3 separate regions of the Homo sapiens genome follow, and regions 2 and 3 are each linked to region 1. Evidence: read pairs that join two places in POLR2A ChIA-PET (ENCODE). Cell type or tissue: GM12878. All regions are shown on one strand. Links, peaks and the distances in the headings refer to the core of each region. The heading gives the core; the rest is flanking DNA.

Region 1 (10,139 bases), core at 3,199-7,198:
GTTACACGGCTACGAGGTATTAGGCATAAACTTTGTGAGATTCTGAAGAAGAGTGGAAGCAAAAAACCTGATGGAACTGCTTTGGTGACAGTCTTGAAGGAGAATTGGTTATAAGCCAAGCTTGATTTGGACCTTACGAACACACAGCTGGGGAGGGTCATTGCTGCCAGTATTTATGGGGCCTCTGGGGCAAGAGTTCAAATGGAGGCCCACAAAGATTCTTCATTTGGTCAGTGATAAAATCTTTATTTGCACAGAACATGAAGTTGCAGGGATTTCATCTGACCAGTTCACGTTGTGGATTTGACTAGAATAATTTTCTGGCTCATTTTTATTGTTTTGAACAGTAATTAAATCTTTATTAAATAAATAATTTCTAATGTCCTGTTAGTGAATTTTATATGGGTCATGCTTGACAAGTCTGCTTACTTTCATTATTTGCAGCTTTAAAATTTAAACAGACTGACTCTTTTCAGATTTTCTACTGCTTCTTAAAAATCTCTGCTTTTTAAGTTTTTGAACTCCAAAAAAGCAATTATATATACTAAGGTGTCAACATGTACTAATTCTCGGGACCTAAAGGATTTAAGCATGTAATGTAATTGTATTCAACATATACAAAATATTAGTATATTTTCATCATATATGTAAATTAGAATAAGTATAAAAATGTTTTAAATTAAGCTATTTAAAAAAAGGATTTTTCTTACAAAATATCCAAAATCACATGTTAAAACTGAAAGGTAAATAAATCTATATTAAAATGAATGAATAAAACATTTAAAATTCAAAATTATTTAAATGCTGCTGAAGCTTTTTAATATTTTTTTGAAATTGAATTAAATCCTCAGCTGTTTTTACAGAAGCAAAACTATTCACAAGTTTGTTTTTAGTGTCCATTTTAGTTGCTAATGTAAAGAATTGGCATCATGCTTCATACAGGTTACATCTTTACAAATTTAAGAATAAGAATTGTTTAATTGCGAAACACTCTTCAAGTGCCATGTGCAATTGTTCCAAATGCTGCTCTAATTATTAACGATTCTAGAACCACTGATCAGAGCACGAAGAGAAACCAGGAAAGGGATGCTTGGCATGGTTACACTTGTTATGCGAGAATCTGTTGCGTCCACACCATCTGAGAGAAATGACTCTTAAGTCTTTTCTTTTACCTAAGCATTAATGCTGCTTGAATCTTCTCTGCTTTGGAAATGATGTCTAACTCCACACTGCAATGTCACAATCCACGAACCTTCAGGGCATTCCAACTCAGTCACTCTTTGACTGGTGCAAAGAGATTGGGCAAGAGAAGCATTTCCCTCGGGGCTTAAACCGTTGTCGCGGGGTTTAGGGTTACAGGACATCTGGATGCCTATGATAAAGGTGCTGTGGATTTTTCAGTGAATTTATTTGTGCTTGTTTGTGATATGCAGGCTTTCTAAAGTGTGGGACCCATGACAAGGACCCCTCTTTCCTGGAAGTATGGACTCTGCTGTCTGTGGGGGCAACTGGGCATTAGGATTCTTACTGAGGGCGCCATCTGCAGAGGCGGCAGAGGGGTTCCTTCCTGAGGACGCTAGGGGGAGCTGGTGCAGGAAAGAAGCCATGGCAGATGGTGTTGTGACTGGCTGTCAGACTGCCTGTGGGCTCTTGTAAGTCTCCCTTGCTGGAATCCTAGATATACTTAGTTGGGACTTTTTAAGGGGACTGGAGGTCCTGTGTGAGCAGGTGGGGCTGGAACAGGAGCTGTGGTTAATTGGTGTTAATGTCACTTCTTATGTATTTGCCTGTAGGCTGGTAGGGCTTGATAGTGTTTGGGTAACTCATTTCCAAGTCAATAAGTGTTCCTTCCCTCACTTGGAGAGGGATGAGGAAAGACACTTCTATCCTGTAAATCTGTTTTTCTCCACACAGTTGGAAAGAATAGGAATTGCTTTATTTCTCTTTGTGAATCTTCTCTGTGGAGGGAGCCAGGGACACAATGCAATCATTGATCTGAGATAATGGAATTATAAAGGGATTTATTATTTACCTAGGCTGGGGCTCTTAACCACAAATGGACAGAATTCAGAAAATTTGGTTGAGAAAAAAACTGTTTCATTAATCTCTAACTGAAGTTTAGCACTTCCTTCATTATTCATGTAAGCAACAAATGACAGTAGTTTCAGCAGTGTCAGTGATGTTGTCACCAATAGAAATCACAGACAGTTTCATATCACATTACCATTGTGATTCATATCTCAAAGTGTCTTTATGATTATGACTACTCCGAATTATGGTGAATATTAGACCTGCACTATATCTTGTTTTTAATTATTAATAAAGAATTATGTATATTACTATCAACAAGTTTGCTTTGAAAGTTATTTTGAGATACCTATATTCATGGTAATTGGTTTCCTTTGTAATCCAGTGTAGTTTAAAACATTCTGCTAAGAATGAGCCCACAGGCTTCATCAGACTGCCAAGGAGGTCATGGCAGCCAAAAGACTCAAAAGGTCTGATGTAGACGAAATCCTGTGTTTTACTGCAGATTAAGGCTTTAGAGTGTGAGAGTTACTTAAGGTCATATGGTGGAGCCGGAATTAAAAGTAGCGTCTTTCCTGCACTGTGTGGCCTCCTGGCACCTCAACCCTGGTCTTAGTGCCAAGGGAATGAGTGCCTTTGGCTTCTTTGATGAGTACTTTGATTATGACGAAGTCCAAGCCAGCTTCTGTCTTTGTTTGCACTTTGCTGGTCTGTGGTGGCTTTCTCCCCACCCCTGCTTTCCAGGCCTGGAGGTGGTGGTGAGGTGTGGTCATCTCCAGCCATGCCTGCCTCTATGTCCCATGGCATCACAAGGCATGCTGTCCTGTGACAGCTAGGGGATAGTCAACAGAAACAATAGAATATTTAGCCTTGATTGCTTGACCTAGTTTTGGTGGTGGTGTTTCAAGCAATGTGAGTATTATCAGGGGAAATCTTTCAGCCAACCCAGTGGGCTTTGTTAAATTAATTTAGGAACTCGTGTCACATTATTTCCTCCTCACTATTAGGCTAATAGATACCTGAAATATCAACAGAAAAATATACAGTTAACAGCTAGCATTTAGAGTTCACTTCCTCGTGCCATTTTTAAATGCTGTATAATTCTGTTAACAATATTATTTGTATCCCCATTTTCTGGATGAAAAGACTGAGGCACGGAGAGGTTAGGTAACTTGCCTGAATATTTGTATGTCTGGCAAGTGGCAGAGATGGGACTGAAAGCAAGTATTCTGGCTCCATGGTCCATGATCTGGGCCACTATGCTACATGTCCAGTTATTACTTTAATGCTTTAAGCCATAGTTGTCCAATCTGTCTTTCTTTGGTTCGGGGTTAGACTACGAATGAGTGTATCTGGGATGAAGAGCCTTTGGATTTTTTTTTTTTTTAAATGTAGTCCTAGGAGGAACTCTTCCCAGTCTGCTGGAGCTGTCTCTGAAAGGTACTATGTCATTTGGTTCAAAGTCTGTTCGGCTTTAATCCCTTGCTTGTATATATTCAGGCAATATGGGGAAGGAAAAATATGTTCATACCCAAAAAGTTTAGTAATGCTGCAAAATGCTAGATTTGGATTGACTCTGGCTCCATTTCAAGGACATGACAGTGCCTTGATCTTTGCTTTTGAAGCCTTCTTGTCAGCAACATTGGCAAGTACACCTTTGAAAATTTATATCTGAATTCTTGTGTTTTGAAAAAAAAAATGTTTGTTAGTGTTTCTCTTCTTGAACACTGGTTGATGCTTTGCCAACTAGTTAAAAGTCTGCAAATCTGAGTGCTGGCTGAGAAGCTAAGCTTGCTATAACTAGTTATCCCCAGATGGCCAGATTCTGTTATGTACCACTTTTATAGATGCTCAGTGGTTGCCTACATGGGGTTATGAGGTGTACTGTTCCACTTGTTTTTGCCAGGCATGCACAGTACATTATTTGATAGGCTGGGACAGATGGTATAGCTCAAATGAAAATGATGAGGGAGAAAAGAAAGTGAAAAAAAAATAGAAAAAGGGCATTTGATTTTCTAATTCACATTTCGGAAGTGAATTTTAGCGTCTGTGATTGACTAATAAATGCAGTGTTGCTGTAAGACTTGAATTCATGAACGTCTGTTTAAACAGCTATAACTGAGTAATCAGCAGGAAGCAACCTTTTCCTTCGTGGATGCTGTCCCAAACTTCATGGGGTCTCCTCCAGATCTGAAAATGTTTGGGCCATTGAAAGACATCAAAAATAGATCTGGATATTTCAGAGTATGATATACCACCACCAATACCAACCAAAACAGAAAAATCCCAATTATATTTTTAAACTGGAAGAGAGGGAGGGGAGGTGGTGAGGATACAGAGAGAGAGAGAGAGAGAGAGAGAAGAGAGAGCGAGCCTGGTAAAGTAGTGGTGATAAGGACAATTAATCAGTCTTCGTACAGCTGCTTCCTGACATTTCTGCAAATTGTTGTGGAAAAATTAATGAAGGTTAGATCAGTAATAGTTTCAAGCTTGGCCAGTGGAAAGTATGACAATGTTTCCATCAGCAATTAAATCGGGCTGCTTTCTTTTTTCTATAGGGGAAGTGGTATGATGTATGTTCCCCACAGGAAATGGAAAACGGCAGCTGAACTGTGTGTGAGCCCAGGTATGGAGGAGCATTTGGGAGTGCTCCAGCCGCCTCTCCTTGATTAGCACCACAGATTTGCATTTTTCTGCTGAAAGGATTTTGCTATACAACACGCCGAAATCCTTCCTTTAACAGAGAGTGAGAATCTTGGGATTTTATTGCACGGACATGGATGTACTGTGGATCTAAGCTTTGGGAGCCAGAAAGTGGAACTTATGACAAACAGAAAGTGAAACTCACCTATCTAATTTTATTTTTCAAGCTGAAGGTAGTTCAGTACAGGCCCTGTTCACATCCTGTGTAACCCTATGGGATTTTCCCCAGTATTAGTTAAAAATTTTCCCATAGGGTCACACAGGATGTGAATTAAAGTAAACACTTAACAAGCATGATGAAAAGGAAATTAGCTTTCTAAATGGTCCTTTCACTGTTAACATCCTGAATAGTTATTAGAAACATGGGAAAGGGTCACTTCGGTGTCTCCTTATCAAGTTGTTACCTTATAGTAGAATATATGAATCTTCTTCCCTGTTATATATGAAATGGATTTCCTTGTATGTGAAACTTAAATTTACAAAAGTATTTTTCCTTTTGGAAAACATTAAAAAGCTTAGCAGAAGTTTGTAGATTCTTGCTTCATAGCCTTTTCTGGGGTAGAGGTTTATAAACCCCTTTAAGATTCATAAAAGCTCCTGACTCTTTTCCCCAGGAAAATGCACATAGACACAACATTTTGCAACATTTTTGAAGTTTTGCATATCTCTTACATAGACCTTGAACCCCAAGCATTTTTCTTTTTTTCCCCTTTTTTCTTTTTTTAAAATTTGAGACAGGGTCTCACTCTGTTGCCCAGCCTGAAGAGCAGTGGAGTGATCATAGCTCATTGCATCCTGGGCTCAAGCAACCCTCCTGCCTCAGCCTCCCAAGTGGCTGGGACTACAGGTGCACACCACCATGCCCAGCTAATTTTTTCCTTCCTTCCTTCCCTCCTTCCCGCCCTCCCTCCCTCTCTCCCTTCTTCCCTGCCTCCCTTCTTTCCCTCCCTCCCTCCCTCCTTTCCTTTCTTCTGTCCTTCCTTCCTGACAGGTTCTTGCTATATTTCCCTGGCTGATCTTGAACTCCTGGCTTTAAGCAGTCCTCCTGTCTCGGCTGCCCAAAGTGTTGGGATTACAGGCTTGACCCACCTTGCCTGGTTCCTGGGCATTTTTTAATGGACTGGGTTTTAAAAGCTTTTTTTTTCTTTTCTTTTTCTTTTCTTTTTCTTTCTTTCTTTCTTTCTTTCTTTCTTTCTTTCTTTCTTTCTTTCTTTCTTTCTTTTCTTTCTTTCTTTTCTTTCTTTCTTTCTTTCTTTCTTTCTTGTCTCTCTCTCTTTCTTTTTTTTTTTGACAGAGTTTTACTCTGTCCCCCAGGCTAGAATGCAGTTGTGCAATCTTGACTCACTGCATCCTCCACCTCCTGGGTTCAAGAGATTCCCAGGCCTCACCCACCCAAGTAGCTGGGATTACAGGCATATGCCACCACGCCTGGCTAATTTTTTGTGGAGACGAAGCTTCATAATGTTGCCCAGGCTAGTCTTGAACTCCTGACCTCAAGTGATCCACCCGCTTTGGCCTCCCAAAGTGCTGGGATTACAGGCGTGAGCCACCGTGCCCGGCTTTAAAAGCGTTGTATGGGCAGATAGAAACTTACAGCTACAACCATAAACTGTTAATCATTATAAGTAAATATTTCGTAAGAGGTAATTTTTAGGAAACTTTAAGTGCAATAAAGATTATTTCACTTTTCCACCTAAAGAAGGCTTCCTTGCCTTTAGAAGGGAGCTTGTACATTGGACAAAACATACAAAGCTGTGTTTGAAGCTGGCTGTGTGGCATTCTAGCAGGTGACTTTAGTTGTCCTGCCTCAGATTCACCATGTCTAAAATGGTGGCAACAATGAGGTAATTTGTCACCTGTGTCTGGCAAATAATACATGCTTCATACACATCCCTTCCTTCCTCCTTTGAGATTTAGTTTATTTTTATTTTACTTGTTTTTTTTTTTTTTGAGACAGAGTCTCACTCTGTTGACCAGGCTGGAGTGCAGTGGCGTGATCTTGGCTCACTGCAACCTCCGCCTCCCAGGTTCAAGTGATTCTCCTGCCTCAGCCTCCCGGGTAGCTGGGATTACAGGCATGTGCCACCAGGCCCAGCTAATTTTTGTATTTTTAGTAGAGATGTTGGCCAGGCTGGTCTTGAACTCCTGACCTCAGGCTATCCCCCTGCTTCAGCCTCCCAAAGCGTTGGGAATTGCAGGTGTGAGCCATCCTACCCAGCCAAGATCTACTTTAAGTGTCACTTTCTTGCGCATCATTTTACAATTCTTCAAGGCAGATTCTTATCTTCACTTCCTACTTGGTGTTCTTCCGTTGCCTTGTCAATTTCTTTACTCTTAAAAATTGTGCTGTCATTCATTATTTACATCTCAGAGTGTGAACTTTGAGGATCTTGTACTTATTAGTAATGTTATATTTATCTCCATGCAAGTTGTGTCCAGCATAGTACATAAGACACATGGGCATTTCCTGCTTATTAAATTAGTAATAATAGTCCAATGCTTATTTGAAATGAAATAACTTAGATTTGGCATTGTGATTGTCACTTCATGGTGTATATGTGACTGCTGGTCGTCTCCAAATGAGATCAAATGATCAGCATACAGCCAAAGTGAAATTTAGTGAGAGAACAGAGCCTAGAACTGAAAGTGTGTTTTTTCTAGCATTGGCTACAACCATAGAGTATTCTAAGCTGGAGCCACAGTATTTTAGCCAGAGCTTTCAGTCAGGTTAATTACCAAGTAATTTTTTAAGAAGGTACTATTACATTTCTAAAATATATAGACCTAATCTCTGAGACTCAGAGAAGAAAATTTGGGCCCTCCAACCTTAGTTTGTATTTTAGTCTTTAGAATCCAGGATCAAAGGATAGCTTGAAGAACATACCTATCTGCCTTATTTTGTATTGTTTCTTAAGTCCTCTCATGCCCTTGCTAATACAGTTCAAGTCGAGTTGAACAAAAGTGTGTCCTGTCCTCAAGGAGCTGTCATTCTTCAACACCCACTCCTCCCCACTTTGAGAGAGAGAGATAGCGTGTTTGTGTGTATATGTATATGTACACACACACACACACACACACACACCCTCTGGTGCTATTACAAACATTTTTATAGGGAACTTAAATAAAAATTCATATAGAACCAGAATCTATCTTAGTATTTGAACAACTCATTGGCAGTAAACTCAGTTCCTTCTGTACAGGATTAATGGTTTCCAAGCTGTAAATTATGATTTAGAGCCTTGTGCATTAAGATTGACTTTGAGCCAGGGGAGGCTTGGAAGAGGACAATGTATAGTTTGCTTTAGGAGGTCTTGGAGCACATTTGTGTGGGGAAAACAGCAGTGAGTTAGAGTGAAGAACGAGAAATGCCAGACGCAGGGGATGGTATCTGGTAGTCTATGTGTCCTGTTGTGCAGAGTGCTAGGAAATCCAAAGCGACTTCAGAAGTAGAACTGTGGATTCTTAGCGGTGCTAATAGTGTGAGTTGAGTGATGAGGAGGTGGTCGTAGTTGAAATAGGATAGGATAACAGAGCTCGTGACCATGAGAAGTAGACAAAGAGATGAATTAAGGAAATATAAGGAAGGAAAAAATATATTCTGGAAATGGGCTGAACTGGGGGCAAAGAACAGTAGGGTTGAAGATTTTGCTAAATAAATCATTGGCTGTGAACTCTTGGCTCTCGTGAGATGCATGACCATTCCCTTGCTCAGGCATTTCCACCTCCTGGAAAGCCTTGTCTTTGCCTGTCAGAATATTCAAGCCCTAATTTAACTTCTACCAGCTGCATAAATATTTGTTTCATGACATTAGCTCATAGCAATCTCTTTTTTACTGCACTCATGTACTACTATTATAAATGTAGTAGCACTTAATTGATGTTTAGAGCTATAATTTAAATTTTCACCTGCATGCTTTGTGTCTCCAATAAGGTTCCAAATTTGTATAGAATTGGGTAGTGTAAAAAAAAATCCTCTCTATTGTCCAATACAAAGTTATGTGTATAGCAAGAACTTGGTATGTTATCAAGAGTTTTAAAGGATATTGAGTTTCTATTATGTCCCCAAAACTTTACCAGATGGCACAAAAGAAGGGAATTATAAGACGCAGTTCTTATTCTTAAAGTACAGATAATCAAGTTGGATATTTTGTGCAGAAGACTAGCAATTTGTGATTCAAGAAAGACTCTTGTGGAGTCATCTAAATTATCTAGAATTAAACAAGACCATGCATGTGAAACGCTTAGCACAATGCCTGACAGATAATGAGTACTCCATAATCACTTAAGAGGATCACAGTTATCATTATTAATATTAATGTAATAAGTTGACTAGGCTTCCTGAGCCACCATGCCCAGCTTGAAATTCATAAAGATTAATCTATGTTAGAAATGTCAAGTTCTTTACCTTTTGTTTTAATGGAATCTGGTTTTAACATCTCAGTCTCCCTGGAATTATTCATGTAAAAGGCCTCAATGATCTATCAATTGGCAATTTCAGTAGACATTTAAAATTTTCTCATTTAATGTGACTTTTCTATTGTGTTTGAACTTTCTCCTCCTTGAAATATTCTACTCCCTTGGATTTCTTGACTCCAATTGCCCCTGGTTTCTCTGCTACTTGCCCGATTACTCCTCAGTCTCCATCATTGATTCTGTCCCCCAATCAGCCTTATTAAATGTTGCAGTGCGGTGTTCTGTCAGAGGGCTTTGCTGTAGTTTGAATGTGTCCCCCCCAAAGAGCAAGTATTGGAAACTTAATCCCCAGTGCAACAGTGTTGAGACCTAAGGAGAGGTGATTAGGCCACGCCTTCATGAATGGATTAATGCTGTTATTGAGAAAGTGGGTTTGTTATCTTGGGAGTGAGCTCCTTATAAAAGGATTAGTTAGCCCCCTTTGTCCCTCTCTTGTGCGGTCTCTTGTCTGTCTTTGCCCTTCCACCATGGGCTGTTGCAGCAAGAAGGCCATGGCTTGATCTTAGACTTCCTAGTTTCCAGAACCATGAGCAAAAAATTTCTGCTTGTTATAAATTACCCAGTCTGTGGTATTCTGTTATAGTAGAACAAAATGAACTAAGCAAGACTTTCTCATTTCCCTTGTTACTCCATATACTTTGCAAAGACTGAGTGTTTTATCTACTTTGATTTCTTTGACTACTATTCTGTAGTAGAAGCTCTAGTTTCCTACTTCTATACACTATATACTAGATATCTCTGCATAAATAGCCCAAAGAAACTTCAAATTAGACATGTTTACAATCATACTTTTCCCTCAAGACTTGTTTGTCCTACCTTCTTTCCATGCAAAGCCCCACTATCACTATAGACATCCAAGCTAGAACCTTGGACTCACCCTTCACTCCTTTCTCACCTTCTCATCACACTGACACATATAACCGATTCCCAAATTC
Region 2 (10,139 bases), core at 4,147-8,146, 88 kb before region 1:
TACTTGGTTTCATTTCCCGTGTTTTACCTTTCCTCTGGTCTATGGTGGCCCTGTAGACACCTCTTTCTTCCAAGGCTTGTGGGAAAGTGCCTAGAAACTTAGTTAAGTATGGCAATTAGATACTTAGTTAAGTATGGCATTGAAGCTGGCAAAAGAAAGCAGTGAGCAGTGAAGTACCAGTGTGATAACTCTTCAATCCTTTTTAGTATTTTCTGTCTTCATGGGGACAGCCAGTGTGCCCTGATCCATGGGTTTTCCCCCTCAAACTGGTTTATTGAAAAAATCAGATATTGTTCATACTTCAGGTACTTTGAAACTATCCAAATGATAGCATGAAGGAAATGTACGTTTTTCGTGTTTCAGAAGTCGTCAGAGTGAAAGTAGAAGTTCTCATTAGCATCCCAAGGCTTGAGTTTTTGAAGATGTTGTAACAGCATGAGTAAGAAATGAATTGATACAACTTTTTGACAAGCTCATCCTAAGCTAAGCAGTTCGGTTCCCATAGGTCACCATGAGTCCTGGTTTTGTCTCCCTGCTGTGGTAAGGGGCCATCCTCTGTGTGCTGGCTGATGACAGTCTTAGTCTCCTCGTCTGTAAATTGGGGATAACAATACCTCCAATACAGCCCAGTGCTTTTCTGATTTATGTCTGCTAAGTACATTTTCATACCCACTTCTAAAATCATTTGATTTTTTCTTCTCCTTATAAATGTGCAGCACAAGCAATAATTCCACCTAAGCATCTACCTCGTAGGAATGATCACAAAACCTTACCATTCTTTAAACTCACAGTCTCCAACCTTTTTGGCACCAGGAACCAGTTTCATGGAGGAGAATTTTTCCATGGTGTGGGGATGGTGGATGGTTTCCGGATGAAACAGTTCCACCTCAGATCATCAGACATTAGATTGTCATAAGGAGCATGCAACCTAGATCCCTCGCATGCGCGGTTCACAGTCGGTTTCACGCTCCTATGAGAATCTAATGCTACCGCTGCTCTGATAGGAGGTGGAGCTCAGGCAGTAATGCTCGCTTGCCCACCACTCACCTGGTGCTGTGCGACGCGGTTCCTAAAAGGCCATGGACCATTACTGGTAACTGAACATGACCCACTGGCCTTGAGAAGCTGACTGTAGAGGAGATGGATGTGCACGTAGCTATCAAGCCAGGATGAAAACAGCCACGAGAAGAGAGGTGTGATGAGGAGAAGGGGGAAGGGATTTCTGAGGAGAAATATATGAATTCTACTAGAGGGGCTTGAGAAGCCTTAGTGGGAGGGACAAAAGTTCGATCACTGTTATTAGCATGTGTTTGGAACTAGATGTAAATAACAATGGTTGTATACACTGAGGCCTGAAGTTGTCTTTTCAGAAAGACTGACACTCTGGAGCAGTGCTCTCCAATTGAACTGCATTGGCCAATATGGTAGCCACTAAACACAAGTGGCTTTGGGGTACTTGAAATGTGGCCGTGCAGCTGAGGAACTAATTTTTAAATTTTATTTAATGCTAATTTTATATTTAAACCTAAGCAGCCACATATGGCTAGTGCCTACCATACTGGATAGCACAGCCAGAGGAAACCTGCTGTCACTAACCCAGTATGGAGATTTCAGATAATTATCTTGATCACAAATCAAATCACAAAGTCAGAGACTTTGATTGGCTTTTGCTTTTCAGTATCATTAGCCATAAGTACTAGCACTGAAACATCCATTAGACACTAAAATACAGTAACTCATTAATTATGAAATGATGAGCGGTCAGTTAAATTAGTCAGTGATACCCTCGACACACACACTCATGCATAGATCTACATGCATGCACACATATCATGCACACATACGCATCACAGACACACAAACACTCACACACATTTCCCCTGATTGTTTCTTGAACTGGACAGAGGGAGAAATATGTTTTTGAATGGCTTGTTGTCTCATTTCTGAGACAGTGAATTAATGATCCTTCTCCTGGGAGCAGTGTCAGGCTGAGCAAAGAGTCCCTGATGGAAGGAAAGGACCAGCTTTGTCCTATAATAAGAACCCTGCAAAAAAGGGTCTCAGATGATTCTTAGTCTCCTCGTCTGTAAATCTGGGGATAACAATACCTCCTCTGTCTGCCTCAAAAGATAATATATGTTTATAAAACCTTCTTTTCAGGGAGGTTTTCCCAAACCAATATCTCATCTTTTTAATAAGCCTGCAGGACACTTCTCTTTCTGTGTTGACTATGGTACCAAGAGATATGATTATACATATTTTCTCCTTGATCTTAAATGCCCTATGGCAATCATCACACCTTTTTAGAGACCCACTTGAAAATTGCTATGTTTAAATTCTGCCCCAAACTTGTTTTAGAATTCTTCCTTTCTGAATCCCAACTGTATTCTGTTCAGTCCTAGGCTCTGCCCCTCTCAGCACGTTTGTCCTCTATTCACTGGGCTCCCCTGAAATGTTGTTTGTGCTTATTTTTAAGTTTTTTTTTTTTTTTTTTTTTAATGTGTTTGTGCTTTGTCTTCCATATTAAAGTGGAAACTCTCTGGGTAGAGGTGACCTTTAAACTTTATTGTCTTGAACTTTTTAAACTTAATTTTATCCAGTGCATTGCAGAGGGTGGCATTCATTAAATTTTGCAGACTGGTAGTAAAATAGAGGACTTGAGTCTTTAGGGCTCAGACTGACATTTTCAATGTGTACTCTTTGGTTATTTAGATCAGTGGATTCAAGCTGTATCATGCACGATGGTCTTTCAAGGAGCGTTAAAAAATTCAGGCCCCCATGCTCTACGCATGTGATTCACTAGGTCTGAGGTGAGGCACAGGGAACCTTAATGTTAAGAGGTAAATTAGGTAATTCTGCTGCCGGTGATCTGAGAACTACTCTTTGAGAAACAGTGGTTTATATATTAAGATACCATTTCTATGGACTGTACTTAAAGAAGACTTTTCTGGCAGTAGGGATCTTGCTTCTAAGCAGAAGTGTAGGTTTGTTGTTGTTGTTGTTGTTTTGTTTTGTTTATCTTTATTTTTATTTTTTGAGACGTAGTCTCGCTGTGTCACCAGGCTGGATTGCAGTGGCACAATCTTGGCTCACTGCAACCTCTGCCTGCCGGGTTCAAACAATTCTCCTGCCTCAGCCTCTCATATAGCTGGGACTACAGGCATGCGCCACCACACCCAGCTAATTTTTGTGTTTTTTAGTAGAGATGGGGTTTCACCATGTTGGCCAGGATGGTCTCAATCTCTTGACCTCGTGATCTGCCTGCCTCAGCCTCCCAAAGTGCTGGGATTACAGGCGCAAGCCACCATGCCTGGCCTGTTTTGTTTATTTTAGAAGAGAATGAGAGAAGAGTGGGAAATTTTGTTGGTAAAACATTTCTTTAAATTATCTTCTTAAATGGGTGGCATGGTCAGTTGGGTAATAGAAATATCTCATCAGAAAGAAACGGATAATGCATGAAATGATTTTATCAAACTGCAATGGTAGAAAATACCTATTCAGCCTTCACTCAGAGCTTGTTTGTCCTTATTTTAGGCTTAGTTTTAATAGGCTTGATGATCTGATTGGCTAGAGATTAGGAGCAGTATATGGAAGTCAAACATTGTCACTGGTAAAGGATGGCATGTTGACTGCAAATGTAATCACTGACAGCCTGAAAGTGAAGAAGGAAATAGATAAACTATAAAAATCAGAAGCAAGATCTTAAAGATCAAAATATAGGCCACTGGAGGAAACAAGAGTGCAGGGGTAAGCAAATGTAAGCATCTCAGTAGCTTCAGAAGCTGTTACTGTGTTTCCCCCAATTTACAGTAGCTATTTTTTGATCTTTCTACTCAGAATCTAAGTTCTACTAGGGCTGAGACCATGCCTGCCCCATATGATACTGTTATCTCCAGGACTTAATGTTGTACTTGACTCATAGAAGAGGCTCCCTAAGTATTTTCCTAGTAAATGGAAATAAATAAATGAGTAGGTTTGCTATGGTGATCTATGTTTATGATAATGACCCTGAGATATTTCTGATTAAAAACAGAGGCAGTTGGTTTTTTTGCATTTTAGATATATGTAATCTCAAAAAATGTTGGTGTATAAAGCCTTATTAAACATGCTTAATATATATTCATTCATTCCTCAGTGACCTCCTCTCTAACACTGCTGCACTCTCCCCTGCCTAGTTTATATTTAAATTGTCTTAAAATCATGGGATTTAATTTTCAGATTATAAATACTCATATATGTAGATATATACTAAAATATTTTGAATCATCTGCCAATGTATACTATACCATTGCTATGTAAACACAGCATCTTTTAAGGTCTTGAAAAATGTTCAGATAGATTTTTGTCTATAGATAGTAGAAATCTGTGTATACCAATTTGAAGCTATCTCTTTCTGTATAGCTAATGCTTTTATAGTTAATTGTTCTTTAATAGATCATAATGATTTCCTTGGGTCATGATATATTTATTAAAATAGGTATTTCAGCATGCATTCTAATTAAGAAAATGCATGTTATGTGTTAGGCAGACACACAGGCTCCATATAGTAGAGACAATAACGTTTAGATACCTCTAAAATGATACACCTGCTCTTCAAGTGTTTCAGATTTGTATCCCTAAAATCTGCCCTTTAATAGACTATTGTTAATTAAAAAAGGAAAGTTATTTTTGATATTCTACAAAACAGGTTAAATTATGCTTGGTTCCTTTGTACTTTGTTTCAAAACTGTGTTTTTAATTCGTTGTGTAGAATTCAGAATTTTTTTTTTTTTTTTTTTTTTTGAGAGGTGGTATCTTACAGAGTGGAGGAAAAGATGAGAGGAAGTCTTTTTCCATAGGTACATATTTGGTCTAAGGCAAAATTTTGAAATAGGGAAAAGTATGTTTTTGACAGTGACATCCTACCACTTAGCACCCTTCTCAACCCAGTCAACCTGAAGGCACCAAGTTATCCAAATTTAGTTCTTGGTCTTTGATTGCTATAGTCCATTCCAGTCTAAATCACTCCTTTAAATTTTTCTAGTTCCAAAGTCATCTGTATTTTCTTACCAATCAAAGGTCCCAGCCAACAATTATTTGAGTACCTGTTCTGATTTTGGCAATGGGCTAGAAACTATATAGAAATAAATGTGAACCCTACATCATGTTCTCAGAGAGAATGCAATCTAATATTGTTAATGGCAAGCATGACTAACTCATTTTACTGGAAAAGACAGAATATGCAAAAAACAGGCATAAACCAGATGAAATGAAAGTTCAGAGAAAAAGACCAATTGCATGAACCAGGAAAGGTTTTTCTGGAAAATGTGGACCTTGAGGATTGGTTAACATCTTTAGAAGCAGCGATGGGTTGGAAGATGGACATATGTTACAAGTGAAAGTAGGAACACCACATATGGCTGCCCAAGAGTTGGATTTTGTAAAATCGTGAGGGCACCATTCAAATAGAGTATGATATAAATGGTGGCATGAGTGAAAGTCAGGAGATGGGAAATATACAAGGTTAGGATCTGAGAATCATAAGTAGGAAGGCCTGGACCATGTTGTGATGGAACTTGAATGAAAGAGTGAAGTTGTTTTGCCCTGTTCTTTAGGTTGTTGTGCTAAAAGTCCTTTCAGACCTCTCAAACTTTGAGTTTCTTTGATTTTCTGTAATTCAGTTGGTAAGAGAGAGCTGAGGAAGATTTTTGAGTAATGGAGTGGCTTGAAATTTCAGAAGATGAAAGATTAGTTAGAAATACATGGGGTGAAATAAATCGAAAAGTTATTAGACTTTAGATATGTTTAAAGTGGTTCTGCTCCTTTAAGGCCATCAAAGTACAATTGGAGTATACATCATACCGATGCTCTAGGGGAGGTCACAAGAACAGACGTTTTTGGATTGGTCCTGAGCGCAGGTCCTCTCTGTTGAATTGCCCAGTGGACAGCCTGTTGATCACAGCTGTTTGTTTATGGGGTTTCACTCCCTTCTTGAGCTCCAGCTCCATGAATCGAGAGCCCCAAAAGGAGGCTTGTTAACAGGCTGCTGGAGTAGGGTAGAGGCAAAGTAGTGGGGCTCAAATTACAGAGGTGAAAAGGAAATTTATTCATTCATTCATCAAACCTTTACTGAGTACGACTCAGGGTAAGCAATGGCTTTGTGTGCTTTGTGTATATTCACTATCTGGTACTGTTTTATTGCTTTGACCCTTTCTTCCCCCAAATTCTCTAAAAAGTTTTAGATTTCTTCACAACAGCTGAGACTCTCTAGGGGTAACAGTAAGACTACTGGTAGTGCTAGAAGGCGACAACCCGGGGAAAGCAGCAGCTGGTTTTATTTTTGGTTTTCGTCAGGTGGTTGTAAGTTGAGAATTGCCTGTATTCAAACAATGTGATTTGGTAGTGTATACTGAACTCCCATAGAAATAATGGATGTAGTACAATCACAAGGATAGAAATGAACAATCTCCAACATCATATGCTAGATAGTAAACTTTTTAAGCACTTGGGCATGGATTAATAGCTTAAAGAGTATGAATATGCTACGGACCATTCACAGTTTCATTTCATGTAAGATGTAGGTCTTGCTTTGGTTACAGAGATCTGGCCATTGGTGAACTCTCCTGTGGAACAGTCATTGTTTTATGGTAGGTACTGGTTGATGCATTTGGGAGATTTAATTTTGGAGCTGACTAGCTTGCTGTAATTTATTTGTTTTTGTCAAGTTTTTAATTTATCACAAAAGCAATATTATATCACCAATAAAGAAAAGATGCATAACTATCTTATAGGCTTTTATAATGTATCAACTTGATTTTTAGAATTTTTCCTTGTATATTCTTTGATCTTTGCCCACATTCATACACTTGAAATAGTTATAATCATGATATTGATACAATCCTTACTTTCAAAATCATTTTTATAAACACTTTCATTTTGCATATTACCATATTCTGATTTTAATGGCTGCATATTTTTGATCTAATTTAATGGTGACAATTTTCTAAAAATCCCCTTATTGCTGAATATTCATTTTTTTTTCTTTTGGGGTTGTTTTTCAAAGGGAATGAATATTTTTTATCATACATGGTCCTCATTTTCAAATTGCTTCCCATTTTTATCATGATTGTGCCAAAGTAAAAATTTTGACTGCATTGTTGTTTTGGTTTGCATTTTAATAATAATTAAAGAGGTTTCTTTATTTGTTACATTTCTTTGTCTGGATTGACTTGGCATATCTTTTCTAATTTATTTCTTAGTTATTTTTTGAAAAGTAAGTTTCTATGAGCTTTTTATATATTTTAAATATTAATTCTTGTTACCTTATATCTACTTGGTTCTACTATTTCTCAATGTGATTTAATTCTCGTTTTGTTATTTTGCACATTTAAATGATATTAGCTTTACCTAATCTAGATTATCTGTTTCTGGTTAGTTTTTCATGAATGCCTTCAAAGTTATTTAAAAATTACAGTGATAAAGATAGTGTTGTTCTCTGATTATTGTTATTATTAATTTTTTTTTGAGACAGAGTCTCACTCTGTCAACTAGGCTGGAGTGCAATGGTGCCATCTCAGCTTACTGCAACCTCCACCTCCCGGGTTAAAGCAGTTCTCCTGCCTCAGCCTCCCAAGTAGCTGGGATTACAGGCATGTGCCACCACGCCCAGCTAATTTTTGTGTTTTTAGTAGAGATGGGGTTTTGCCACGTTGGCCAGGTTGGTCTCGAACTCCTGACTTCCAGTGGTCCGCCCCCGCCTCGGCCTCCCAAAGGGCTAGGATTATAGGCGTGAGCCACCACGCCCGGACTGATTATCATTTTTTATGTTGCTTCTTGGTCTACTGTCAAGTGGCTTGGATTCTTACGGACTTGTATATTCTAAAACCATGACCATGGTGGGGGGAATTAACAGTTTGAACCATTAATAGTTAAAGGGTCTATTATGTCATATAATTTTTTCAGATTAAATGTAGATTTATAGATTGATAAATTAGACAGTAAATGAAAACTATATGCAGGAATTTCTGAGTACAGTGAATCTGGCTAGTAAATTAAGAATTGTATTTAACCTCAGGTTTTAAAAACAAAAATACTTATATTTATTAAACACTTGAAAAACACTCCATGTTTGGAAATTATTTTTTTCCATGAGCTTTTGAGCATTTGTAACACTACTTTCCAGTGTCTTGCTTTTAAAATGTAAGTAATAGTACATTTTTAAATGTGAGCTCAACTCACCGGTCGTTTGCAGAAATCATTTTAGTGGGCCCCCGTATTGATTACCTAAATCATGCCTTGTTGGTTTTCTTTTTCTGAGGCTCAGATCTTATTGTGTAAACAGGATGCACTTTTGGAATTTATAGTGCATTTCAAGATTTTCTTTATATTGGTTTAATTGATCTTATAATTATTTTAAAATAACCTAAGTTATCTGGTAATAGTTTATTGGTAGATGGTTGAGCAGTATCTTTCTTAACTCTTATTTAGAGATGGGAATTCAATATGTCTTCCAATATTTCATACAATGGAGGAAGGATTTAAAAAGTGAATGAAAGGTTGTTTTCCCTTAGTTTAAAAAGATAAATTGTAATATCCAAAATATTATAAAGTAAGTGGGCAACCCAAATCATCAAGATAGTTAAGAAAATATAATTAAGTCGGTTTTAACAAATCTTAAAAGGAGAGGAGTCATACTTGTTAGGACAAGCTTATGCTAATGACATATCAGCCTGTGTTATCCCAGGTCAATAGATATGAAAACCACAGTTTACCCAGGGTTACTTAACTGATAATAATAGTGTGAGGATAACAAATTGAACTGATACAAGTAGAAAGACTAAGAATGATCTTCGGGATAAATGAAAACAAATGGATAATAAACTGATCTTGCTGAGTAATATAGGTTATGGTGTTATGCTTTAAAATATCAGTATTAATAGAAATATTCTTATGTTCCTTTGTTCTTTTAAAGGGTAAAAAGGGCTGTTTATCTTTTTTTGATCATGTCATCAGTTTCATTGGGTTGCCTTATTTTCATTCAGAAAGAGTATGGACTAATATCCATATTGAATTATGATTTAGACTTGAGTGTACTGGTAGGAAATTTATCAGTTGTGTGTGTGCAATAGTGCTTGGAATGAAATGTCACATTCACCTCTGATACTGCACCTACTGTGTTTTCTCATAGGCTTAATTTTGCCTTTTCAAGTTTGAGGTCCTGTTGTTCAACATGAACAACAGCTTTACAAGGAACTATGTAATTTACATTGTTAAAGGAAAGTATATGTGACACTGTAACCTTTTTACTCTAGCATTGTTTTCAAAATGTTAATTACTAATTTTTCCGGAAATGATTTTTAAAGGTAAATGTATAAAACAGATGGGTAAATAATATTTGGGGAGGATAAGTGTGACAAGTGGGGAACAAAAGTAGAATGTGTGTCCTCAAATTCATCTTTGTAATTTCCCACTTTTTCATTTGGAGGTACTTGCCAAATACGAGTTGAAATTCAGACAGGCTGAATTGGGTTTTTAAGTCTAAAAATGACTGGAAATTTGGGTTTAATATTGCTATGAAGTTTTGTGTTTAGTCTGAGGTAAGTGAGCTTGCTGCATCTCAGTCACTTCCTGCCCCCTCCATATTCCTCAGTGCATAGCTGTGTTCCATCTCTGTGTATATAGTGCAAAATGATCTGTCACTGTTAGGACACTTCTGGTGGAAAAGGTTTTCAGAGATTTATTTAAAGTATCAAATTGCTACTAAGATGGAATTTTTTTTTTTTTGCTTTGGTGCAATCATTTGCTTTGTTTTGGTGCAATCATTAGCAATAAAGCAAGAATGAAATGGATGAGAGAAATGAGTATCGTAGACTCTAAGAAGACATCCTTGTTGATAACACTCTTTAAAAAGGAGTCCAAGAGAGCACCACCATAGTGGTGATTTCACCTTTTTGTTTTGTTTTGTTAACCTTGATATCAGAATTAGTGTGTGAATTAATGGGAACCACCGGAGTCATTTTTTTTCTGCAATTTTGTACTGGTATATATGCATATATGGTACTGGTACATTAATTTATGGGGTCGAGCAGGAATGCATAATGCATTAGTATTATAACATAGTTATAACATTAATATTTTGTGGATTCTTCAATACATAGCAA
Region 3 (10,139 bases), core at 3,195-7,194, 100 kb after region 1:
AGCCAGAGTTTGCAGGGCCATATACTAGAGAGAAGGGAGTTGCACAGAGAGAGCCCTAGAGATTTGCAGAGGATTGTCTACAGGCTTTAGCAGAGTGCTGCTCTGTGCGTACTAGAGGAGAAAATGTCCAAGACCAAGGAAAGAATTACTGGAAAGCAGTAGCCTGAAGAATTCCTAAAACTCACAGAGGGCTGGGAATAGTTTGTGTTTCCACCAGCCAAAGTGGGAAGACCTCATAACACATGGGATGTTGGGTATAGTTCTCAAAAGGATATTATTTTGGCAGTGGGGATAAATTATCCCTACATTAAATACTGCTCTTAACCCACCCCAACAAAATGTTTTCCAAGTAACACGAAAACAACTGATTCCAAGTAACTTAACTGCAAGGAAGAACAAGTTCCAATAATATTCAAAGAAATACAACAAAATACAGCACTGAAAAGCTCAAACCTCAGTGTCCAACATTAAACCAAAAATAGCTAGTCATGCAAAGAAGTAGTACAATATAGCCCATGTCTAGGAGAAAAATCAATCTATAGAAATTCACCCCAAAATGACTGAGATGATGAAATTGGCAGACAAAGACATTAAAAACACTACTATAAATATGCTTGGTATGCACCAGAAGACAAAGGAAAACATGAATATAATAAGGAGAGAAACAGAAGATACAAAAAGACCCAAACAGAAATATTAAAGATGAAAAATACAATATCTGAAATAAAAAGTGCACTAGATGCTATTAACAGCAGACTAGGCACTGTAGACTCAAAGGTTATATGAAGACATAGAAGTAGAAACTAACCCATGAATCACAGAGAAAAATGACTAAAGAAGGAGAAGAAAATGACAGAAGAGAAGAGGACCAGGAGAAGAGGAAAAGAAGAAAACTAAGGACAACAGCAACAGCAAAATCCAACAAAACAAATACAAAAATAACAATAAAGTTCCATGAGCTATTTGACAGTGGCAAGCAGTATAATATACATGCAATTACTTCTATTACAAGAAGGGAAAGAAGAAGCTAGAAAAAAATATGAGGAAATAATGGCAAAAAAATCTTCCAAATTTGATTCAAACAAACAAATTTACCTATAAACCCACAGATGTGAGACGTTCAAAGAACCCAAACAAAATAAATCTAAATAAAGCTACACTAAAGCATAGTACATTCCCATTATTGAAACTAATGCTAAAGAAAAAAGATGTTTAAAGCAACTAAAAAGTAAAACATATTATTAACAGAGAAACAAATGTAAGAATGGCAGTGGACTTATTGTGAGAAATTGTGCAAGCCAAAAACAGTGACATTTTTTAAGTACTGAAAGAAAAAATATGGATCTAAAATTCTATAACCAGCAAAAATGTCTTCTAAAAATGAAGCGTGACAAAATTGCTTTTAAAAATGAAAACCCAGACCAGTTGCGGTGACACACCTGTAATCCCAGCACTTTGGGAGGCCAAGGCAGGATTGAGCTCAGGAGTTCAAGGCCAGTCTGCGCAACATGGAGAAACCTTGCCTCTACAAATATTAGCAGGGCATGGTGGTGTGTGCCTGTAGTCCCAGCTACTCAGGAGGCTGAGGTAGAAGGATTGCTTGAGCTCAGGAGGTCAAGGCTGCAGTGAGCCAAGATCACATCAAAATCCAGCCTGGGAGACAGAGTGAGACCCTGTATCAAAAAAAAGAGAGGGAGACAGAGAATTCATTACCAGCAGACCCGTGTTAGAACAATGTTAAAGTTCTTCAAGTAAATGCAAAATACCAGGTAGACATTTAGATCCACACAAAGAAATGAAGTGTACTAGAAAACGAAAAATATGAGTAAATATAAGAAAAATTTTCTCATTTTAATTTCTTTAAAAATAGTTGACTTTAAAGCAAAAATAATTATTATTGTATTTATAAAAGTATATAGAAGTAAAATTACATGACAACAATAGCACACAGGGCTGGAGGGGAGATATGGATACGTGCTATTATAATGGTCACGAACAATTTGTAAATCAGTATAATGTTATTTGAAAGTAGACTGTGATAAGATAGCTATGTATATTGTAAACACTAAATCAGTCACTCAAAACAAAATAAAGCTGAAATTTCACAGAAGCCCCTTTGACCACATTTATGGCAATTCAAACATCAATAAAAATAATCACGGCAATGGCACATTGATTTAAAAAATATCACCAGGAAAGAGAGAGAGAAAGAAAGGAAAAGTTTTATTTTGTTTGTTGGCTTTTTTAAAAACCAAGTAAAGCCAATTAATATGTATAGAAGAAACAAAAAATGATAGACTTCAAAAATCATCACTTTGTGGCCAGGCGTGGTGGCTCATGCCTGTAATCCCTGCACTTTGGGAGGCTGAGGCAGGCAGATCACAAAGTCAGGAGTTCGAGACTAGCCTGGCCAACATGGTAAAACCCCATCTCTACTAAAAATACAAAAATTAGCTAGGCATGGTGGCGCATGCCTGTAATCTCAGCTACTTGGGAGGCTGAGGCAGGAGAATTGCTTGAACCCAGGAGGTGGAGGTTGCTGTGAGCCGAGATTGTGCCACTGCACTCCAGCCTGGGTGACAGAGCGAGACTCCGTCTGAAAAAAAAAAAAAAAAAAAATCAACATTTTGTAAACCTTAGTGGATAAATGATAAATGAATGATTTATACAAGGATAACTAAGAGATTCCAAATCTATTGGTTGAAAGGTTTTTGAGGAGCTGAATATTCATTAAGTTTCAAAATTTTACCCCACTGAATATTATTTATTAATTACAAAGAAAAGAAGTTCCTTTTGAATGGAGAGATCTGGCAGAAACCACCTTAAACAAGTAATCAAACCTGGTATCACTCCTGAGGGGACAAATTGGCATTATGTGCCACTCGATGAGATGCAATGAGACATACATCAACTTTGTAATATTCTTGCCACACTTTGAAAACCTGAATATAATCATGAGGAAAAAACAGGACAACTTCAAAATGTGAGATAGTCTCCAAAATAACTGTTCTGAATGTCAACATCAAGAGAGACAACAATAAACAAAATTTTAAAAAATACATGGGAATCGTTCTCTATTAAAGGATACTAAAGAGATATGACACCTAATTGCAATGTGGGCACCTTGACTGGGAAACTGAGGATCTCCAACTGTGTCTTCGTGTTGCTAAAAAGGAGTACCTGAGGCTGGGTAATTTACAAAGAAAAGAGGTTTATCTAGCTCCCGATGATGCAGGCTGTGCAAGAAGCATGCTCCAACATCTGCTTCTGGTGAGAGCTTCAGGCTGCTTCCACTCATGGTATAAGGCTAAGGGGAGCCCAGTTGTGCAGTCATTACACAATGAGAGAGGAAGCAGGGGTGGAGGGCACCAAGCTCTTTTTAACCACCAGCTCTCCTGGGAATCAATAGTGAGAATTCACTCACCCCGCCTCCAGGAAGGCATTAATCCATTCATGAGGGATCTGCCCCCATGACCCAAACACCTCCCATTAGGTCCCACCTCCAACACTGGGGATCAAATTTCCACAGGAGGTTAGGATGACAACATGCCAGCTATAGCAAAGTATAAACAGCTTGCCCAAGGTCACAAGCTTGTGAGAGGTAGAAACAGGAGACTAAGTTCGTTGTGATCATGTCCAAAGCCTGAGCCCTCTACTTTTTTGTCAGCATTCATGAATTTTCACAAGACCCCAAGTTTAGCTTGTTAAAAGTTATGGGAAAACTTGGAACAGTAATCTTCCGGAAATGCCACTTTCATAATTACTCTTCATTTCATTGGTTGAAGACAAAACAACAGGTATCCCAAATTTCAGGCAGCTTGTTCGTCTCAGACCACAAAAGTGACAGGTGATTGACTCCCTTCTAACGGGAAATTACAGGTAAATGGAGGCATTCTTTAGACCTAAAGATAGATCTAGAATATGAAGTCGCTCTCTCAGCCTCCAAGGTTCCAATCATAGGCACCTACATTTTAGAAACCAGGAAGGAAGTGAGTTAATGTGAAGCAGAGAAAGCAATAACACAAGAAGTAGAACATTTAACAGGAACAAAACGTGTCTGTAACCCCTGTCTCCATATTTAGCTCAGCTACCATCCATCATTTGCAGAGGAAAGCATGAAAAGCATCAGGTTTGTGTTGAAAGGGGAAAATGTGAGTGGCATACTTGGTAGCAAGGCTTGGAAGTGGGAGGCAGTGAAGAGCTATATATTATACCTGGAACTCAGGCATACTTGTGGCAGCTTCAAAAACAGATTTGAGAATAAGAAAGAGCTAAAATTTTAACATAAGCTGAAGCCTTTTGAAGTGTGAGTGAATGAAATGAGATGTGTGAACATGCACAGACCCAGTCCTTCTGTTCATCCCAGGAAGCTCCCAGCCTGCGGATCCTTAGATACCCGCAAAGGAAAAGACCTTCAGAATGAGGACACACTGTGGGCTTCCCTGTCTGAACAATGAGGCCACTAAGGAGATGTGTCAGCCTACTGTTTGGCCAGTTTTAGATCCCAAGTGATGGGGCTTCCTTGGGTCCATGATGGAGCAGCCTGTGCTGACAGGGACATCTTTAGACATTCACCGGCAGGCTCACAGTGTGATTAGATCTGCGAAACACATTTGGCTCTTTGTCTCTTCTTGATGGTTGGTTGCCTGTCGTTCTCAGCATTACTGCGGGAGCTTGGAAAAGCTAGAGCTGGCATCCCTGCAAGCTTTTCCTGTGGGGGCTTCATTTAGACTAAATCTCCCCTTGGAATTTCATTTCCTAGGGGATCCAAATTGGAAGCCAAGTTGTTAGATGCAAAATCATCCCAGTTCTCCAACATTTGGGCATTCTGTATAATTCTGACGAGAAGCCCGTGCAGGGAGCATAGAGGTAGCATATGGAGAACAAAGGCTCTGCATGTTCAGGAAATGGGAACATTCAATTCTTACATGTGCAATGCCTGATCCAAATATTAAGAATTGTGTTTCTTCCTGAAATTCAGTAGCCTCAGTTCTTGTGGAAAAGAATTTCATACACTATTCCCTTAATATAATTATTCCTTTGTTCATTTCTTAAAGCACTGAAGATAGTACTTTTAACTTTTCCTTATATTGCCTTCTGACTCCTCAGATAATTTCTGCTGTGCCCCAGTTGTTTTTCTATTGAGATTTCCCCAGCTGCAGGCATGGCAAGGCCATGCCATCCCCACTGTGCTTTCCTTAGAGACCATTTTGCTTTGGAAATGCGGAAATGGACACTTGCCCTTGGTCCCACGCACATGACTGATGAAGCTGGGAGCAGACTTCATAATTTCTGACTCCTGGAATTATTATCATCTCATTGCCCCACCTGCCTCAGAGGAGCTCCTTACCACCCCCTACCCCACTCCCCGACACTCCACAGAATATGCCTTCTGTTAGCTCCTGCTAATGAAAAACAAACAAACAAACAAACAAAACCGCACAGGTATTGAGGGTGTGATGATATTCATAGGAGGATAAATCCACTTCCAATTTCCCTCCCTCAGAACTTTGGCCTCCCTCCCAGGGGCAGATTCACAGCTGTCAGGGCTGTGGAACACAAGCAGTCCAGGAGGCTGAGCAATTGCACTCTCAACCAAGTCAGGCTGCCAGGCTGCCATATTTTTGTAACGTGCTGGGCTCTGTGAGGAGTTAAGTGAAGGGAATGCTTGCTTGCTGAAAGGGTAGGCGATTTGGACATTGTCGGCAGGTGATGAGCAGCATCCCCTAAAGGGGGTTGGGACTGCAGCATTTGAGCTTTCACCAAAGCTAGCAGAGGTCTTTGGAGTTTCTTTTGGCTACTGGAAATTCAAGTGTTATAAAGGGATTCAGATTGGGCTTGGTGGCTCATGCCTGCAATCCCAGCACTTTGGGAGGCCAAGGTGGGAGGATCCCTTGAGGCCAGGGTTTGAGAACAGCCAGGGCAACATAGTGAGACCCTGTCTCTACAAAAAGCAAACAACTTAGGTATGGTGTCATATGCCTGTAGGTCCCAGCTACTTAGGAGGCTGAGTGGGAGGATTGTTTGAGCCCAGGACGTAGAGGCTTCAGTGAGCTGTGACTGCACTCCAGCCCGGGCAACAGAGTGAGACCCTGTCTCTTATGAAAAAAAAAAAAAAAAAAAAAAGGATTCAGTTGAGAAGAAATATCCATTACCAGAAGAGTCTCCTTTCTCTTTACCTGGAGACAGAGGCTGTGAGAAGAAGCAAGAGGGATTCCATTGGGGACTCATAAAAAACAATGGCATATGAGAACATTCTCTTTTATACTCATGGTGGTGAAAGATAGGTGTCTTTTCAGTGAGAGGTTCAAGTCTTCCTGAGAGATGGGGGTAAAATTAGCTGCTCCTAGAAGTGGAAGCAGGGGTCATGAGTGAGAGCTGGGTGGTTACCTTTCAGGCAGAATTCTGGAGACTGTTTCACGCCGAGAGCAAGACCCACTGGAGTAGTGAGGCTTTGAGGGTTGGAGCATGGCAGCCACATGCTCCTAGCACGGTTCTGTTGGTGATGTGGGTCACTCACCACTTATGTTTGCTGAGAAAGGGTGCTCTTCAAACAACAAAAAGTGATCTGACAGAGCATCACTTTAGTTGATCGGGACCCAGTAATCTTCCTTTCCCTCTCATTCTTCCTTCCTTATCTTTTGGGTTCTTTTGAGAACCCTCTGACTCAGTGGTCCTTGACCTTGGTCATATATTAAAATCATTTGGAACATTAAAAAAATACTGATGTCCAACTCTCACCTGCGGAAATTCCTAATTCTTTTCAGTTGAGTCTGGGCAGCAGTATTTTTTAAGGCCCCCCAGGTGATTCTAATCCACATCCATGATTGAGTATTGCTCCTAGTCATTCATACTGCAAACCAAATACAGATTTAAAGCTTAGGAGAATCCTTTTCAGCATGATTCTGTAGGTCCATGTATATCTGCATGAACAAAAGATTCTGATCAGTAAGACCATCCCAATTGGCTTTAGTAGCTTTCTTCACTAGAGTTTTCTTGACCAGATGCAGTTTGCATTCTGTTCAGAAGCCTTGCCACAACTCTATGAACACTTTTAACAAATATCAAATATACAAGAAGCTCTGAAATCTACTGGCTTATAAGGTGACTTGCCATCTTGATGTTTCTGATTGGAAGCTTTTTACAAGGACCATTTAGGATTCATGCTGCCTCTTTACTAGTGAAAATGTAGGCTGAAGGTTACCAAACACATCCAGAAAGAATTTCCTTTGGCTCAAGATTTCAGTCCTTTTCTTACTCTCTCATTTGCTCAAGATTTCTTGGGACTCATTATAGGATGGAACAATTCCACTCCCACATTCTCACTTGGCATTTAAATCCTAGGTTGTCATCGAGACATATCCTAATCACTAATGCATGCAACAAGCACACCAGTATTGTTTTTTTTTCCCTTTCTCCTTGTTGTGTGGTGAATAGAAAATGTACAGTTGGGGAATCAATCAACCTCAGTTCTAGTTCCAACTGTAGCTAAATAGCTATGTGACTGTGGGACAATCTTCATTTCTTCATGAGTTTCTTACTTGTAAAACAAAGGAGTTGGACTAGAATCTCTGGTTTTCAACCATTGTTGTTTTCTTTTTGTTGCTTAAAGTGAGAGTGCCCTTTCTTCAAAAACATTCTTTCTGTAAAAGTCAACATGTAAAACTGATGGTCAGAAAGCTGAATTGTTGTGGGGCTTTGGGGTCCCTGAAATCTTCTGAGTTTCCTCATTTTCTCCTCCTAAAGCTACTCTGCCCTTAAAGGGGTTCTGTAGGACCCCTAGGACAAGACAAAGAAGATCTAAAAAATACGGGCTAATTAGTTAAGGTATTTTCTGCTGTATCATTCTCCGAGTTTACATGCATCCACACATGAACATATGTGTGCACATGAACATATATCCACAGGCACACAGAGTTTGATTGATTGGGCTCAAGAGGTAGCAGATACGGTCAGACTAGGAGGGATCAGGATTTGGAAACTAGGCATATTCACTACAAAGAGAGGGGTTCTTGGAGCAGGCCCTTGGAAATGCATTGTGCCTGCTTCTAGGGACAGCAGGGAGTAAAATGCACTATGCCATCCATAGTTTGGCAACTGGCAGGTGCTCAATGGTCTGCTGGCTCAAAAACTTGTAGCAGATGACATCCCAAAGTGGTGACTTCATGACTGGAATTCTGGGATAGCATCCTGGAGAAAGATCTGTGAGGAAGCAGGCTTGAGACAGCTGGTTACTCAGGAAGTCCATGATCAATGGAAGTTCACTGCCATTGGAAGAACCATTCCTCAGGTCTCACATATCCCACACAGACTGGTAACTTCCAAGTAAGTTATACATCCTTTATAAATAGCAATGATACATAGCATGTCTCATCATCTCCCCTGGACCTTCAGGATATTTCCATGATTTTAAATGCTTATCTGAGGGACAGCTGCTTAGCTATCAATTGATACTGTTGTCTCAAAAAAGATTTCATAGGATTTTCTTTACCCCATAAGAATGCCCATTCCCAATTCAGAGGGGATTTCAAAAAATAAGGAAATGACTTGGGGTTAGACATCCATTTCCTTAACACAGACATATTTAACTTTAAGCTTGCTGAATCTTAGATATTGGTCTAATATGTCTGGGATCCTCCTAACTCCAAGTGAAGAGGCCTAAAATTTCTCTATTTTTACTGGAAAAAAAGAGAGAGTTTGACTTTCAATGCCATACTTTTTTTTTTCTTCTTTTTTTTGAGACAAAGTCTTGCTCTGTTGCCCAGGCTGGAGTGCAGTGGTGTGATCTCGGCTCACTGCTACCTCTGCCTCCCAGGTCCCGGTTCAAGCAATTCTCCTTCCTCAGCCTCCCAAGTAGCTGGGATTACAGGCACATGCCACCATGCCCAGCTAATTTTTGTATTTTTAGTAGAGACAGCATTTCTCCATGTTGGCCAGGCTGGTCTTGAACTCCTGAACTCGTGATCCACCCTACACGGCCTCCCAAAGTGCTGGGATTACAGGCGTGAGGCACCGCGCCTGGCCCACCATACTCTTAAATAAAATCAAAAGCCATCTCGAGACTATTTCTTTTGGAACCTTCCTATGCATCAGGCTGCATAGTCTGCAGAGTGATCCGTGCCATTCACGTGATGAAACCATTGATAACTGGCGTTATTCAAATAAGTGAGATATCAGTCAACACTGTTTAATATGGTGTTTAGCACCCTTAAAAACAATTAAACCCAATGGATTTCAGGCCAAAACAACAGTCTTGGAAGATCACTTTAGTTAGGGCCCAAATAACTGAATTGAAGTCAAGAAAAGGCTGGCCTGCCAAGAAGTAACAGGTGATTATGTAGGAATACGATTTGAAGGGCTCTGACCTTCCAGTGGCAACACTGTGTGAGTTTGTTTTCTGTACCCAGGGGACCGAGTGTCAGGATCCTCACTGTTGAGTGCTGGATAGAATGGGGGTGGCAGGGAGTGTACCATTATTTTGGTATGCTCTCTCTTAGTAGTTGTAAAGGGGAGATGGTAGTTAATGACTTCCTACTGGGATATTGGTTGCATTAGGCTTCCATCAGCCATTGTGGAAACACTAAATGGGGTGTGAATGAGGTAGGTAGGCTAATGAGGGGGATGAATAAGATACATGGTAGTGCTGCACAGGGCAGAAGACGAACTTGGGTTAAGCTCAGGCTAATTTCTAGCAATTGTCTTGACCCTTAGTCTTAATAATTTGATGAAGGACATCCTTGTGCTGAATGTTGGTAAAGAGACAAAGGAAATGGCAGAGGCCAGGTGCAGTAGCTCACACCTATAATCCCAGCACTTCGGGAGGCCGTGGCAGGAAGGTTGCTGGAGCCCAGGAGTTTGAGACCAGCCTGGGGCAACAGGGCAAGACCCCATCTCTACAAAAAAATTTTTAAAAAAGCTCAACATCACTGATTATTGGAAAAATGAAAATCAAAACCATAATGAGATACCATCTCACACCAGTCAAAAAGGCTATTATTAAAAGGTCAAAAAATAAGAGATGCCAGCAAGTTTGTAGAGAAAAAGGAATGCTTATACACTGTTGGTAGGGGTGTAAATTAGTACAATCATTGTAGAAGACAGTGTGGCATTTCCTCAAAGACCTAAAAACAGAAATATCA

What was found. ChIA-PET counts read pairs that join two places held together with the same protein. Peaks named below come from ENCODE experiments on the same cell type or tissue, not always from the same donor. Only the 100,000 strongest peaks of a DNase experiment are listed, where the experiment ranks them.
Region 2: POLR2A ChIA-PET joins it to region 1 with 6 read pairs; 4 of 35 experiments call an interaction of 5 or more read pairs at or near these places.
Region 3: POLR2A ChIA-PET joins it to region 1 with 6 read pairs; 3 of 35 experiments call an interaction of 5 or more read pairs at or near these places.

What each region holds. Positions count from the first base shown.
Region 1 is chr6:142,814,548-142,824,686 of GRCh38, reverse strand. The region is part of intron 2 of HIVEP2 (HIVEP zinc finger 2); the gene reads left to right. Among named protein-coding and RNA genes, the nearest start is that of HIVEP2, 130 kb to the left of the region's middle. RefSeq lists an enhancer at 4,512-4,981. In GM12878, for the core only: no CTCF peak of the experiment used is centred there; DNase peaks (open chromatin) are centred at 3,990, 4,616 and 4,786; H3K4me3 peaks cover 1,426 bases; H3K27ac peaks cover 2,616 bases.
Region 2 is chr6:142,903,498-142,913,636 of GRCh38, reverse strand. The region is part of intron 1 of HIVEP2 (HIVEP zinc finger 2); the gene reads left to right. Among named protein-coding and RNA genes, the nearest start is that of HIVEP2, 37 kb to the left of the region's middle. RefSeq lists enhancers at 55-124, 757-1,613, 6,011-6,300. In GM12878, for the core only: no CTCF peak of the experiment used is centred there; no DNase peak of the experiment used is centred there; H3K4me3 peaks cover 1,496 bases; H3K27ac peaks cover 1,763 bases.
Region 3 is chr6:142,709,601-142,719,739 of GRCh38, reverse strand. No RefSeq gene overlaps it. Among named protein-coding and RNA genes, the nearest start is that of HIVEP2, 230 kb to the left of the region's middle. In GM12878, for the core only: no CTCF peak of the experiment used is centred there; no DNase peak of the experiment used is centred there.